Regions from separate parts of the Homo sapiens genome. Here regions 1 and 3 are each linked to region 2. Evidence: chromatin contacts called from ENCODE Hi-C or POLR2A ChIA-PET data. All regions are on one chromosome and are shown on one strand. The core of a region is the stretch at or near the end of the contact, and the rest is flanking DNA. Distances in the headings are between cores, read along the strand shown. Region 1 has its middle 27 kb from the start of CCN1. Region 2 has its middle 36 kb from the start of CCN1. Region 3 holds the start of CCN1 (cellular communication network factor 1).

What was found. Hi-C counts contacts between places; a loop is a spot of excess contacts on that map. ChIA-PET counts read pairs that join two places held with the same protein, here RNA polymerase II (POLR2A). Pooled maps may share reads with other maps.
Region 1: a loop to region 2 is called in a map of PC-3, with 9 times the contacts of the local background. The contact joins two enhancer-like sites. A Hi-C loop is called at or near these places in 2 of 168 maps with a recorded cell type or tissue (Caco-2 and PC-3). POLR2A ChIA-PET finds 5 or more read pairs at or near these places in 2 of 52 experiments (Panc1 and WTC11).
Region 3: a loop to region 2 is called in a map of PC-3, with 7 times the contacts of the local background. The contact joins the promoter of CCN1 here to the enhancer-like site in region 2. A Hi-C loop is called at or near these places in 5 of 168 maps with a recorded cell type or tissue (Caco-2, PC-3, heart right ventricle and 1 more) and 1 of 50 pooled maps. POLR2A ChIA-PET finds 5 or more read pairs at or near these places in 16 of 52 experiments (AG04449, AG04450, BJ and 12 more).

The regions. Positions count from the first base shown.
Region 1 is chr1:85,605,155-85,609,577 of GRCh38, forward strand. No RefSeq gene overlaps it. Among named protein-coding and RNA genes, the nearest start is that of CCN1, 27 kb to the left of the region's middle. RefSeq lists enhancers at 1,361-2,225, 1,819-3,018, 2,226-3,091. Within about 2 kb of position 2,082, at least 10 of the 41 ENCODE cell types and tissues checked have a DNase peak (open chromatin) inside an H3K27ac peak, as active enhancers do; they include PC-3 and Panc1, where a contact is called at or near this core.
Region 2 is chr1:85,542,091-85,546,711 of GRCh38, forward strand. It overlaps a transcript of DDAH1 not described here. Among named protein-coding and RNA genes, the nearest start is that of CCN1, 36 kb to the right of the region's middle. Within about 2 kb of position 2,686, at least 8 of the 41 ENCODE cell types and tissues checked have a DNase peak (open chromatin) inside an H3K27ac peak, as active enhancers do; they include PC-3, PC-9 and Panc1, where a contact is called at or near this core.
Region 3 is chr1:85,579,401-85,584,040 of GRCh38, forward strand. It overlaps CCN1 (cellular communication network factor 1), which reads left to right and starts at 1,361. Exons shown (of 5, transcript NM_001554.5): 1 at 1,361-1,647; 2 at 1,965-2,178; 3 at 2,528-2,884; 4 at 3,016-3,224; 5 at 3,340-4,550. The coding sequence starts at 1,585. The coding sequence ends at 3,642. RefSeq lists enhancers at 929-1,451, 1,182-1,231, 2,498-3,019 and silencers at 1,342-1,471, 1,902-1,961, 1,972-2,021, 2,032-2,081.

The DNA of each region.
Region 1 (4,423 bases), core at 832-3,331, 62 kb after region 2:
TTAGCTGAAGGCAAGATTTCAACCTAGGTCTCTTTAATTCCAAAGGAGGTGTTTTTTTCCACTGTACCATACTGGCTCTGAGTCTACTTTTGACTCAAGGAAACATATAATTCCCTGCAGAAGAGTGTTTTTCAAATTCTAATAAGGAACTCAAATAGTTAGACAATGCAAAATCACTTTTCTTTCTCTGGAGTTCTTTAAGTGTTTAAATTTCATTTTGTTCTAGGGTATTTTGGTTTCTTTTGCTTTATATAGTGAGTTCTCCTGACTAGTGAAGGAGCCCGAAAGTGCTGATCATACAGTAGGGCTGGGATGTTTAAATATCTGGATGAAGGTTCTGATAAGACTTCATATAAATAGCTATAAGGCAGGGTTCCCATACAAAAAAAAATTGAGTTTGAACTTGAAGTTAGTCTTAACTCCATCTATACTGTCTGGATTGCCAGTGTAATTGGCCTCCAAGTAGAGAACTATGCTTTTTTCTTTATCTACTCTGGTAAATTATTAAAAGGCTCTTCTGCCCAGGGGATCATTAACTACCTGGGAGGTCTGGCAGGTGCAGCAAAGTGAACCAGGGCAGCTCTGGTTGGGATGGCAGGACTGAGCTTCCTCAGGCAACTTCCACTGCTCAGCCAGAATGAGGGAAAGACCAGCCCTGGGCAGGGCTGCAGGGATTGGGCTGGTGGGCAAGAATAGAGGTAAAGACGGGATGGAGGAAGAGGACCTCCCTGTCCAGCCTGAAAGTGGACTTCCAACTCTTTATGTCACTCAACTCCCATTTGCCTGATGGAATGTGTGCCGTGTGCACCTGCATTTACCCACATTCCCTCCTTCCTCTCTTGGAGGGTGAAAGTGGAGGCAAGGACGAGTCCCAGATTGGCCAATGCAGAAACAACATTTGTGTGGATGACACAGGAGAGCAGGGGAGGTGAGCAGGAGTGACAAAACCTCAGTTAAACCCGTCATCAACCCAATATCTTCACTATCCACATGAAGTGACACGGGAGGTTATACGACACGGCCAAGCCCACCAACTTCCTTAGCACCAGAGATGGCATGGCACTAGATGGCACTAGAACCCACACCTGCCACCCCCAGGCAGGGCTTTTTCCTTGGCACTGGTGCAGTCACCAATCTCAGTAGCTTTCACGAGCCTACAATTGAAAGCACTTTTCTCTATGGCTTTACATCTTGGCCTTTAGGGCAGTAACCCACAGCCTAGTTAGTTCTACTTCTTCTGCCACCCTTCCCTTGTTTCTGTTGGAAAGTGGTGCAGCTATTGGAGGATGTGCTTGACTGAATGTGCTCCCTCAGCTTTTCAGTCCATAGGATGGGCCCCAGCTATACCCTTTCACTCCTTCCCTGCTCAAAGATCATGGAAGAATTCCTGAGGTAACATTTTCATCTTGGGTGAGACTCATTCTTTACAATTCACCCCTGTGGTGAGCTCAGCCTAGTGCAGCCTCTCGTTTGCTCTGTTCACACACACACACACACACACACACAGTCATGCATGTATGCACATACGCACGCACACATGAGAAACACAAGAAAGCACCTTTAAAAAAAATTAGCGGATGATACTTTCCCTTTGTGGATGGTTGCACCTCATACCAATCATGGGTTTAAGCTTGGTGAGGAAAGAGATGGACGGAGATAGAAGCTGGGGAGAAAGATTTGTAATTATTTAAACTTATTGAATAGCTATGTGCCTGCTCCGCTCTGAAAATAGCGCCTGGGTTAAAAGTCTCTGTACCTCAGAAGGTCACCATCTGTAGGAGAGGTAGATCAAAACATATCATTTTAATCAGGAAGAGTTTGAGGTGTGGGAGGTTACAAGGCCCAGGCCTGAGATGGAACTAGCACCCACATCTGACACCCCCGGCACAGGGCTCACTCCTCAACCTTGGAGCTGTTGCCAACCTCAGTAGGTATGAAGAATGTATTGGGCACACATGTTGAAAGCAATGTTTTTCTAGGGCGTTTAGGAGTGAGAGAAGCAAGCGCAATTCCCTGTGGTGTCCCAACCACAAAGCCTCTTCTACCTGTAGCAGACAGAGGAGGTGACACATGAGCTGAGTCTGGGATGACAAGCTCACAAGCATTTGGGGTCAAGCATTCCAGGGAGAGGAGTCAGCCTGGGCAAAACCAAGGCAGCGCTCTCGGTAGGCCTGGGCCTCTGGCTAGTGGTTTCCTTCAACCCACACACTGCGCATGGAACCACAGAAGGCAGCACAGCAGAGCATCTGCCCTCACGTTCTTCCTGGTGGGGGGCCTCCCAAGGACATTCTGCCTCAGGTTCTTATTGTCTGAGGTCACTGAGCCTCCTGAAAGTATTTCAGGAATGTGGAGGCCTGACTCACTCTCTTCCTTGAGTTCACAGTCTGAAGTTCATAAAACCTCTTCCCCCTTTAGTCATTCTTATTCAAATACCGGCCCACAAGTTTCACAGATGGAGCTGGCAGGAGGAATCTTGGGAAGCATTTTTTTGCTCAGGATGTGAAAGTATATGAAGAGTTTGGGAGATCCAGGAGCAATCATTCACTAAGAGCCAGACCCCTGTGGCAGGCGCTGGCTAAACGCAGAGACTGGCTGGCTCGCTCACAGAGTGGAGATCACTGGCAGAAGAGAAATGCCATGAAAGCATCCACTCTGTGCCTCAGTTTCCTCAACTGTAAACAGAGACAATAACCACACCTTCTTCAGAGAACTGGATGGGGAGTGAGTTAATCCACATAAAGTAGTTAGAATACAGCCTGACACATAATAAGTGCTCAATAAATACTAGTTTATTGTTCATACTATTGCTTATTGTTGGCAGAGTGAGTTGTCTACACACTAAGTGGTGTGGGGAAGAGGAGGCATTCCTGGAATAGGACTGCGTGGGATAAACCTGAAAGGAAAATGTCCAATGCCGTGGGTGAGTGTCCAGATGGGGAGGCCTTTAGACATCACACACACACAGCAGGAGGGGCAGCTTGGGAGAGAAGAAACCCGAGTGGCACATCTAGCCTGATGCCAAAGTATCAATTCATGCACTTCTTCCGGTTGGAAACAGTTATAAAAATGTCCAGGGAATTAACAAAGGGGATGCAGGAGAGATATTTGGAGTACGGGATGGGCATACACATAGCCAAGCATGGGGTTTCAAATTGGTGTTATTCACCTTATTTCTCCTGCTGCCGTGCAGGCAATGAAATTCTCAGTGAGGCAGGCCACAGACAGATCAGATGCTCTGTTTTCCTCCTTTCTGACTGTAGCTCAGTTTAGAGGATTGAAAATGCTAGGAGACATCTAGCCTACCCTCTCCCTGCTCACACCGCACCTTGCCTCAGAGCTGGTTTTGACATCTGTCCTAGAAGACATCATCCATTGCCTTGATTCATGGGTATGAGTCTAAGCAATCTTAACCACTGCTGGGATTCCATTTGGACAAGGAAAAGCTTTCTCTGCTTTTCAGAACACTCTACAGAGAAACCCTAACTTTAGTAAGGCTCTGGGGACCCCAGGGGAGATCCAGAGAAGTAAAGCACCCAGCCCAATGGAGCTTCCAGAATGCATTTTGAGGGACAGTGCTTTAGTTCTTCCTTTGACCTCAGTCTCTTTTGGTCATTCCTTGTCCCCATTCTACTCCAACTGGAAAGGCTGAGTAGCTGCTCCTGCATATGTCTGTTATTGCAGTGACCCAAAGTAAGAATCTTAAATGAATTTGAAATCCCTTAAAAAAAGAGTAAAAATAGTCCTAGTGGAAAAGATGGTTCAGGAGTTTCACAGAAGGGAATTAGAAGAAGCCATTACTGACTCAAAGAAAAAGATTACTGAATAGATAGCAGAAGGTAACCTCTGCCCTACTTTCAGACCAATGAGTAGATATAAATGACATTACACTCTCGCTTCATGAAAAGTAACTGGAGAGTTGAGATGAGGTGATTCTTGAAAGAAGGAAAGGCTATTAGATTTCTTACTATTAATGATTAAGGTTCCTCAATTTTTTATTAACCAGCCTTTTTTTCTAATGACAAAATACATCCTTATGGTACATAATTCAAACTGTAGAGAAGGGAATAAAGTAAGAAGTAAAATTCCTTTTCTCCACTCCACACCCTCCTTCCCACACCTCCCTGAATACTTCCCTGCGGAAACCACTATTAACAGTTTCTTCTCCATCTTTCTAGAATTGCCTATGTATATTCCAACCTCCTCTGACAATCCTCTTTTTTACTCACCCACAAGAGGCCTTCCAACTTGGCATCTCACATCATGATACCGCCTTTGTCTGGGAAGCTCTTCTCCTCTTTGCATGGCTCCCTCATGGCTGCTACAACCTTCTCGGAATTGTCAACTACTCAGAGAGGTCTCCTGTGACTTCTCTATTTAAACAACCCCACCACCATCACCATTCTCCACCCTGACACCACCAGTG
Region 2 (4,621 bases), core at 1,436-3,935:
GAGAATTATTGAAAAATCCTTTCACCTAAGGTCATATAGCTAATAAATGGCAGAGGTTGGATTTTAATCCAGATTTTCTTACTTCAGGGCCTGAACACTGTCTATAATACAACATGGGAATGCCTATAAGAAGCTGGTGTTTTCAAGTATGGGGCCATTCATAGAAGAGTCTGACAAACTGCTGTTGTGTCATGATCTTTGAAAAGACACCAAGAGTGAATATTCCTGAAAGGCGGCAGCTCAGACATGCATAGAATCTATGTGATTTTAAAATGTTTCCTCAGCCTGTTACTGATCAGATTCTAAGGAAATCAGTATTCTCTAGCCCCTCAAACCTCTTCTCCAACTTCTCCTATTTCCAGATATCTGGCTAGGAATTTCTGTCACAAGAAAACGAGGTTTGTATCACCTCATATCTCAATTTCTAAAAATTTCCCAACACCATAAATGGTGATAAAATGTGAGGGTTCAAGAGCTACTTGGAAGGTTTTCCAGTCTTTTTAAGGGAAGAGCCTTCTGTCTATTCAGACCCTTAACCTATGTATTGGTTTATAAAAAGCTACCCACAAACAGGGAGAAAGTGATGGCACCAATATTCAGATCCACCTTGTCCAACCCAAATACACTTTCACACATATGACCTCCTGTCATTTTCCATTCTCTTTCCACTATGGTTAGTATTGTTATTGGCCCATAATGTCAAAGAAACACAGGTTTTTAAACCACATCAAGGAAATCTTTGAAACAAACCTATGTTGGTTGGCTAACACTGGGCGATTTCACAAAAATTTGTACAATATTATGTTTCCTTTTTATAATGACGTGCAGAGATGGACATCATTATCTCAGTTTCATGAAGGAGGAGACTGAGGTTCAGTAAGGTGAAGTAACTCGCCCAAGATCACATAGCCAGAAAGTGGAATCCAAAGTCTGTTTTCCTTCAAAGTCAATGCTTTTAATGATTCTACTATACTGCTTCTCAGATCTTTTTTTATATGATATTAACATGCAGATGAAGTCCAATATTATGTATCCCCAGGTTATGTTCACAAGGAGCCAGGAGGTATAACAAAAGACAAAAATGATTCAACCCTTCCATTGGTTTCTATTTCCTCTCTCATCTCAAGAATTACTGTTAGTTAAATTCTCAGTCACAACTATCTATATACATGTTCAACACATTGAAATTTTTAAAATTTCAAACATTTTGTTGTTTTGAAGAGAACAACAACTGCTGTACAACATGCACGGAGAATGCTGGGATCCAGCCGGGTGGTAGGCTTCACCTAGACTGGTAAGAGGCAGACTTGCTCACAGTGAACACAGGAAACAAGCAACTGCCTCCAACCCTGTTTTCCATCAATTCCTGTGGCTCTGGACCAATGACAAAAGTTGATCACTTCAAGGAAACATTTCCACAGCAGCATGCAATTTTGATATCTGGTAATTTCCGCAATGGTTTAGACAGGTTAAAGAAAGGAGAACACTTAAAGAAAGGAGAAACACAAGCACTTAAATTGGTCATGATAAAACTGGACAATGGCAGGCATAGCTATTCTGTCTGGGCAGCATGGCACCATCTTTGTACTAGAATACTTGTTTAAGTAATTATTAGAATAATTTGATGGGTTTTATCCATATACATCTATAAAAGTGGGGCTGAAAATAAATTCTGATACTGTTGATGAGAAGGGTTAGTTTCATAAACTTAACACAATTAAGATGAACATGGAAAACAGCGGGCAAGCCAAAAGCAGATAAACTTTTGCTTCAATTGGATGATGGTTGGATGTCAGCCAGTATTTCATGGGTCTAGTGGTGAAAGGAAAGCATTAAAGAACAAAGACAATGCTGGAAATACATGATTAAAGACTACCTCTAAAAACATGATGTATTTAGGGATTTTATAGTATTTTTGGTTCATTGGTACTAGAACTCCATTTACAATTATTTGGTTCTTGCAGGTTTGTTCATATTTTCAAGAATGCATTATGCACTGATGTACATAGAAAACTGCCTGTACCTAGTTGTTTTGTCTCTATCCTTATTCATTTAAGCTAAACAAACAAATTGGATGTCAGAATGATGAACACTGTAGAATAAGCAAATGAAAAACAAAACAACTTTAGATTCAGGAGCTGGGGCAAGCATCCAGATCTCTGTACAGGGAAGAGCTGAGGTTAATGCAGCTGCAAAAAACTAGGCACATGCACGTGGCATTGCTTGACAGACAGGAAGCCTTTCCAGGGTTTCCAAATTCTTTCAGATGTTTTGGGGAATAGTTAAAGGCACTAGATACATGAATTGAATTGCATTTAACTCTACATTTTAAAGAACAGCTAAATAAAAACTCCCAGAGCACAATGTCTATTCCCATCCCCAGGAATTTCTTGAGCTGGGAAGAATGCCTGCCAGTGAATGCCTAACTCTGTCCTCAGTTTACAGTCACAGTTTTTCTCTTCACTCAGACACCCAGAAGGCTTCTCTTAGGTGTGGTTTCATCCAGCCAGCCCTACCTATCTTAATCAGACTGACTTCCCCAGTACTAAATAAAGTGGAGAGGAAATTTCTACCCACCCACTCATCAGAGACTATAAGACCCAACTCACATCCTGCAAGCCTCAGGATGGAACACGACTCCTTTTAACTACCTGGGCACAGTAGCTGACTATCAGGAAACTGCTCGTGGCCTCCACACATTGCCACACTATTTACACAGCTGATGGAAGTTTGCCCTGGTTGAGGAATTTGGCTCTAGAGGAGTCCCCTTAAAATTCCCAAAGGGCCTATTCACCCTGTCACACCCGCACAGATGCCTGTGAAGATAGCAACAGTGGGGTTCATTTTCTAACTCCTTCTGTACACAGTTATAACTCAACATGTTTATTTAAAAGTGGGGGGTTGGAGAAGAGCTAGGGGAGCTGCAAAATCTAACATTATATGAGATATTTTCAAGAAATATTTTGAGCAAAGTCAACAACCCCCTTGCCCTGCCTCTCAGACATTCCTCAGCTTCATTCAGCAACCCAAACTCTGCCCTCCATACTCACAGGCATGAAGCAGAGCCAGGACGTGACTCCCAACAGAAAATGAGCCTTTCTAAGGCAGAGGGAAAGAAGCTGAAAGAGTCAACCAACTCTCAAAGCACAGAGGGAGAAGCAGCAAAGCAGAGGGTCAACATTCTTCTCCTTTAATAATTTAAAGCCCTGCTATTAGCAGAGGAAAAGAAAATATCAGACACATGATTGTATCATGACAATAAGGCACAGCAGAGGTGATAAGATGAAGGGAGTAATTTCCTGAAGCCCTTCTCGCTTTTTTAAAGATAAGGATCAATTCTTATTCTTTCAACTATTAAAACATGATAGAAATGGCAATAAGCTATTAATTTTGCAATTGCAGTGGCAGGCCCATCCTGGCAGCAGTGGGGCCTGCTTTCTCTAGCTGTGAATGACCTCTTTCACTAGGAAAACTGTTCAGGAAACAGCTCTGCATTTGGAAAGAGGTGTATATGAGAGGCAAATATATATCCAAAATGTTCCCTTTCTTAATTTCCTTCCCCTCCTCCTAATTTTCTCCTAGCCCAAATAATTAATCTTCTTGTGTTAGCCAAATAAATTCCATTTAAATTAGTTCGTTCTAAAGGAGAAGAAGAGGCAGAAATGGTGGAGAAGGTGGGAGGAGGAGGAGATGCAGAGGGAGGAGGGGGGAGAAGAAGAAACTGATCTTCCCATGTATTGCCTACTTCTTTCCTTCTGAGGAGGCAAAAGTCTAACCTCAAGTGTGTAGGTTTTGGTGCCAAACTCCCTGAGTTTGACTTGGATTCTGCCAAATGACTATGTGACTTTGGATAAAGCACTGGCATGTCAACTTTCTTATTTGTATCAATGTTCCTGCTCGTAAAATGGGAGCAACAATAGTCCCAAACTTCTGCGGTGGTTGTGAAGATTGAACATAACACACCTTGAATAATATCTAAAACAAAGTAAATGCTGAGTACAAGTTTATGACTACTATTTGCTATGATTTGAATGTGTCTCCAAAAAAAAAAAAACATGCGTTGGAAACTTAATTGCCATTGCAGAAGTATTAAGAAGTGGGACCTTTAAGAGGTGATTAGGCCATGGCAACTCTGCCCTCATGAATGGATTAATGCCGTTTTCTCAGGAGTTATCTTGGGAGTGGGTTCCTTATAAAAGGACAAGCATGGCCTCCTTTTGTCTCTCTAGCCCTCTCACCTTCTACCATGGGATGATACAGCAAAAAGTCACTGGCCAGATGTGACTTCGGTATTGATATTGAAATTCTCAGCCTTCAGAACTGTGAGCTAGTAAATTTCTGTTCATTATAAATTCCCCAGCTTGTGGTGGTGTTACAGCAGCACAAAATGAACTAAGACATTATTGTTGGCTCCTCCATCTCTAAACTGTCAGATTCAAGGCAGATCATGCAAGAACAGAAGGCAAACAACACTAACTAGAGATAAAAGTCACATACAGAAGAGCTCTAAATCCTTACTAGAACAGAAGCAAATGGAAGTAAATACAGTCACTCTTTTATTAAAAATCTAAATATGATATTAAACTGGTAATTACTTATAGGCTTATGATTTGTAAGAGGT
Region 3 (4,640 bases), core at 111-2,610, 36 kb after region 2:
TGTCTTGTGGTGGGGTCTTCTACTGAGTGTGTTGCAAGTAGAACGGGATCTTAAAATCTGCTGACATTTTTACTGCAAAATATTACATCCTAAATCTCTTTTCTGTACTTGGAGAGAAGGGCATTGCAATTCATTTAAAATGGGAGGCTTCCAGTGGTCCCTAGGAAAGGAGTTAAAAACCCCACAAAATGTCCAGCTTGAAGGAGTCTGCTTTTCCCAGAGATTCATAGGGCACAATGGTCCTGGAATCTGGTTTGGCCTTGCGGTCTTTGCAGGTGATGATTTCAGGCCACTCCACGGTGGTCTCCTGCACTTCTGGCTGGCTGCTTGGTTAGCATAGCCTCCTGCCCGCGGAGGGAGGCGGGAAGGGCTTACCCCGTCTCCTGCATCCGTGAGGAAGTATAAGTCAGCCTCCCGGAGAACTCCCCGCGTTCGTTTCCTCTCGGACTTCCAACCCAGGCAGTGGGCTGGAACTAAAGTGGGAACCTCCAAAAACAAACAAGTACAACATACCCAAAAGAGGGAAGGGCTGGAGGAGTGGGGGAGACCTCTGCCTGGGAATTTGCCAGACGATGGGCAAGTTTCCCCCCGCCCCACCCCCCCCCCGCCTTTTCATTCATAAATGCCACTGTGGGTATTAATTTGCAATTCACTGAACTTTGCTAATAAACATCATGCCAAAGCTTTGGGACTTGTTCCGAACACGCCTCTTTGAAGTCCACAAATATTCCTGACTCAGAGACACACTCCTCTTCCCCGTTCTACTCTTTCAACAGATAACTTGCCTCTCACCTTCGCTGTAAAAAAGCAAACAGCTCACTGCCTTCCCGGGTGAGGGCTTCAGTGGCTGCCCGGTCAACTCGCATCACCAAACAAAACGACTTTTGTTCCTCCCTCTCAGGTCCTCCCACCCACCCAGTCCAGGCAAAGTTCTGAACTGGCCCCCCTCGCCCCTCACGACCCTCCAACTACCATCACCACCATCACGCCCCAAAGAACCCTTCCCAACATAAGTCGTAATTTAAGGTGGAAAAAACGAACTGTTTTCTTGACGGGTCTGGGACACACACACACACACACACACACACACACACACCCCCCGAACTGTTTTCTTGACGGGTCTGGGAGACAGACACACACACAGACACACACACACACACACACACACACACACACACACACACACACACACACACACAAAGGTGCAATGGAGCCAGGGGAGGCGCTTGGCAGCAGCCCGCGCCAACCAGCATTCCTGAGATGTTTGAGAATTCTGGAACGCGCAGACAGAGCCGACGTCACTGCAACACGCGGCGCCTCCGCCGGCCCGTATAAAAGGCGGGCTCCGGGGCGCCTGGGCAGACCGCGAGCGAGAGCGCCCCCGAGCAGCGCCCGCGCCCTCCGCGCCTTCTCCGCCGGGACCTCGAGCGAAAGACGCCCGCCCGCCGCCCAGCCCTCGCCTCCCTGCCCACCGGGCCCACCGCGCCGCCACCCCGACCCCGCTGCGCACGGCCTGTCCGCTGCACACCAGCTTGTTGGCGTCTTCGTCGCCGCGCTCGCCCCGGGCTACTCCTGCGCGCCACAATGAGCTCCCGCATCGCCAGGGCGCTCGCCTTAGTCGTCACCCTTCTCCACTTGACCAGGCTGGTGAGTTGGACTCTCCTTTTGCCACCTATTCCCCGTCCGCTCTCCAGCCCCTTCCCCTGGTCCCAGATTGCCCACGGCAGGAAAAGTTAAAAAGTTCGCGATCGTTTGCGGGTAGCCGTTTCTTTAAGCACTCTCCCCCTCCCCCCGAAGACGTGTCGGGACCTCTTGGTGGGAGCAGCCTTCCGAGGTGGCCGGGCTGGACGAGATCAGAGGCTCCCCGTCGATAGGGTCGGAGACCCCCGTCCCTCACTGCGGCAGCCGCGGCGCCCCTCCTGCGCACCGCGCCGAGTCTCACGCGTATCTTCTCCCCCTTCCAGGCGCTCTCCACCTGCCCCGCTGCCTGCCACTGCCCCCTGGAGGCGCCCAAGTGCGCGCCGGGAGTCGGGCTGGTCCGGGACGGCTGCGGCTGCTGTAAGGTCTGCGCCAAGCAGCTCAACGAGGACTGCAGCAAAACGCAGCCCTGCGACCACACCAAGGGGCTGGAATGCAACTTCGGCGCCAGCTCCACCGCTCTGAAGGGGATCTGCAGAGGTAAGATGCTTGTGGTTTGGCCCCTTTAAAAAAAATACTAGTCCCCATAGTCCAGAAGTTTAGTAATTCTGAGACCATGTATGGTGATGCTTTGTTGTTGGTAGCTTGGCAGAAAGGCACATGATTTCAGCAGTCTGGAATGCAATTCAGTGTGTCTGGGCCCAACGAAAGCGCATACGGAAAAGTGATTCCTGACTAACTTATTGTTCTGGTCTGGAGTCTCCGGGGAATTGTAGGGAACTTTACCATAAATTGAATTTAACAGCAGAAAATATGTATGAGTTTCAGGCGGTGGTTTGGAATCTTAACTTTATCCCCTTCTACCTTTCTCTTTTGGTGATCTTTGCAGCTCAGTCAGAGGGCAGACCCTGTGAATATAACTCCAGAATCTACCAAAACGGGGAAAGTTTCCAGCCCAACTGTAAACATCAGTGCACATGTATTGATGGCGCCGTGGGCTGCATTCCTCTGTGTCCCCAAGAACTATCTCTCCCCAACTTGGGCTGTCCCAACCCTCGGCTGGTCAAAGTTACCGGGCAGTGCTGCGAGGAGTGGGTCTGTGACGAGGATAGTATCAAGGACCCCATGGAGGACCAGGACGGCCTCCTTGGCAAGGAGCTGGGATTCGATGCCTCCGAGGTGGAGTTGACGAGAAACAATGAATTGATTGCAGTTGGAAAAGGCAGCTCACTGAAGCGGCTCCCTGGTAAGTGGAGACTGAGCACTTCAGACACTGTACTGAGATGCATTTCTGGTCTAAATCTTTGTAGAAATGAGTGCTTGAGCCTGTTTGTGTCGGTATGCCTCTGAGAAGTCTTCCCTCTTATATGTCTCTAGTTTTTGGAATGGAGCCTCGCATCCTATACAACCCTTTACAAGGCCAGAAATGTATTGTTCAAACAACTTCATGGTCCCAGTGCTCAAAGACCTGTGGAACTGGTATCTCCACACGAGTTACCAATGACAACCCTGAGTGCCGCCTTGTGAAAGAAACCCGGATTTGTGAGGTGCGGCCTTGTGGACAGCCAGTGTACAGCAGCCTGAAAGTAAGTTCCTTCAGGGACGTGTAGACTGTTGCCTGGCAGGTGGGTGGGATGTGAACATCTTTTTGAAGAAAGAGAAATATCACCCCTAACTTTCCTTCTCTCCTTTCTCTTACAGAAGGGCAAGAAATGCAGCAAGACCAAGAAATCCCCCGAACCAGTCAGGTTTACTTACGCTGGATGTTTGAGTGTGAAGAAATACCGGCCCAAGTACTGCGGTTCCTGCGTGGACGGCCGATGCTGCACGCCCCAGCTGACCAGGACTGTGAAGATGCGGTTCCGCTGCGAAGATGGGGAGACATTTTCCAAGAACGTCATGATGATCCAGTCCTGCAAATGCAACTACAACTGCCCGCATGCCAATGAAGCAGCGTTTCCCTTCTACAGGCTGTTCAATGACATTCACAAATTTAGGGACTAAATGCTACCTGGGTTTCCAGGGCACACCTAGACAAACAAGGGAGAAGAGTGTCAGAATCAGAATCATGGAGAAAATGGGCGGGGGTGGTGTGGGTGATGGGACTCATTGTAGAAAGGAAGCCTTGCTCATTCTTGAGGAGCATTAAGGTATTTCGAAACTGCCAAGGGTGCTGGTGCGGATGGACACTAATGCAGCCACGATTGGAGAATACTTTGCTTCATAGTATTGGAGCACATGTTACTGCTTCATTTTGGAGCTTGTGGAGTTGATGACTTTCTGTTTTCTGTTTGTAAATTATTTGCTAAGCATATTTTCTCTAGGCTTTTTTCCTTTTGGGGTTCTACAGTCGTAAAAGAGATAATAAGATTAGTTGGACAGTTTAAAGCTTTTATTCGTCCTTTGACAAAAGTAAATGGGAGGGCATTCCATCCCTTCCTGAAGGGGGACACTCCATGAGTGTCTGTGAGAGGCAGCTATCTGCACTCTAAACTGCAAACAGAAATCAGGTGTTTTAAGACTGAATGTTTTATTTATCAAAATGTAGCTTTTGGGGAGGGAGGGGAAATGTAATACTGGAATAATTTGTAAATGATTTTAATTTTATATTCAGTGAAAAGATTTTATTTATGGAATTAACCATTTAATAAAGAAATATTTACCTAATATCTGAGTGTATGCCATTCGGTATTTTTAGAGGTGCTCCAAAGTCATTAGGAACAACCTAGCTCACGTACTCAATTATTCAAACAGGACTTATTGGGATACAGCAGTGAATTAAGCTATTAAAATAAGATAATGATTGCTTTTATACCTTCAGTAGAGAAAAGTCTTTGCATATAAAGTAATGTTTAAAAAACATGTATTGAACACGACATTGTATGAAGCACAATAAAGATTCTGAAGCTAAATTTGTGATTTAAGAAAACAGCGCTTCATGTTCATCAGAATATAAAGCCTAAGGGTCTCCATCACTCTGTGAGATGGCTATAATAATTTAT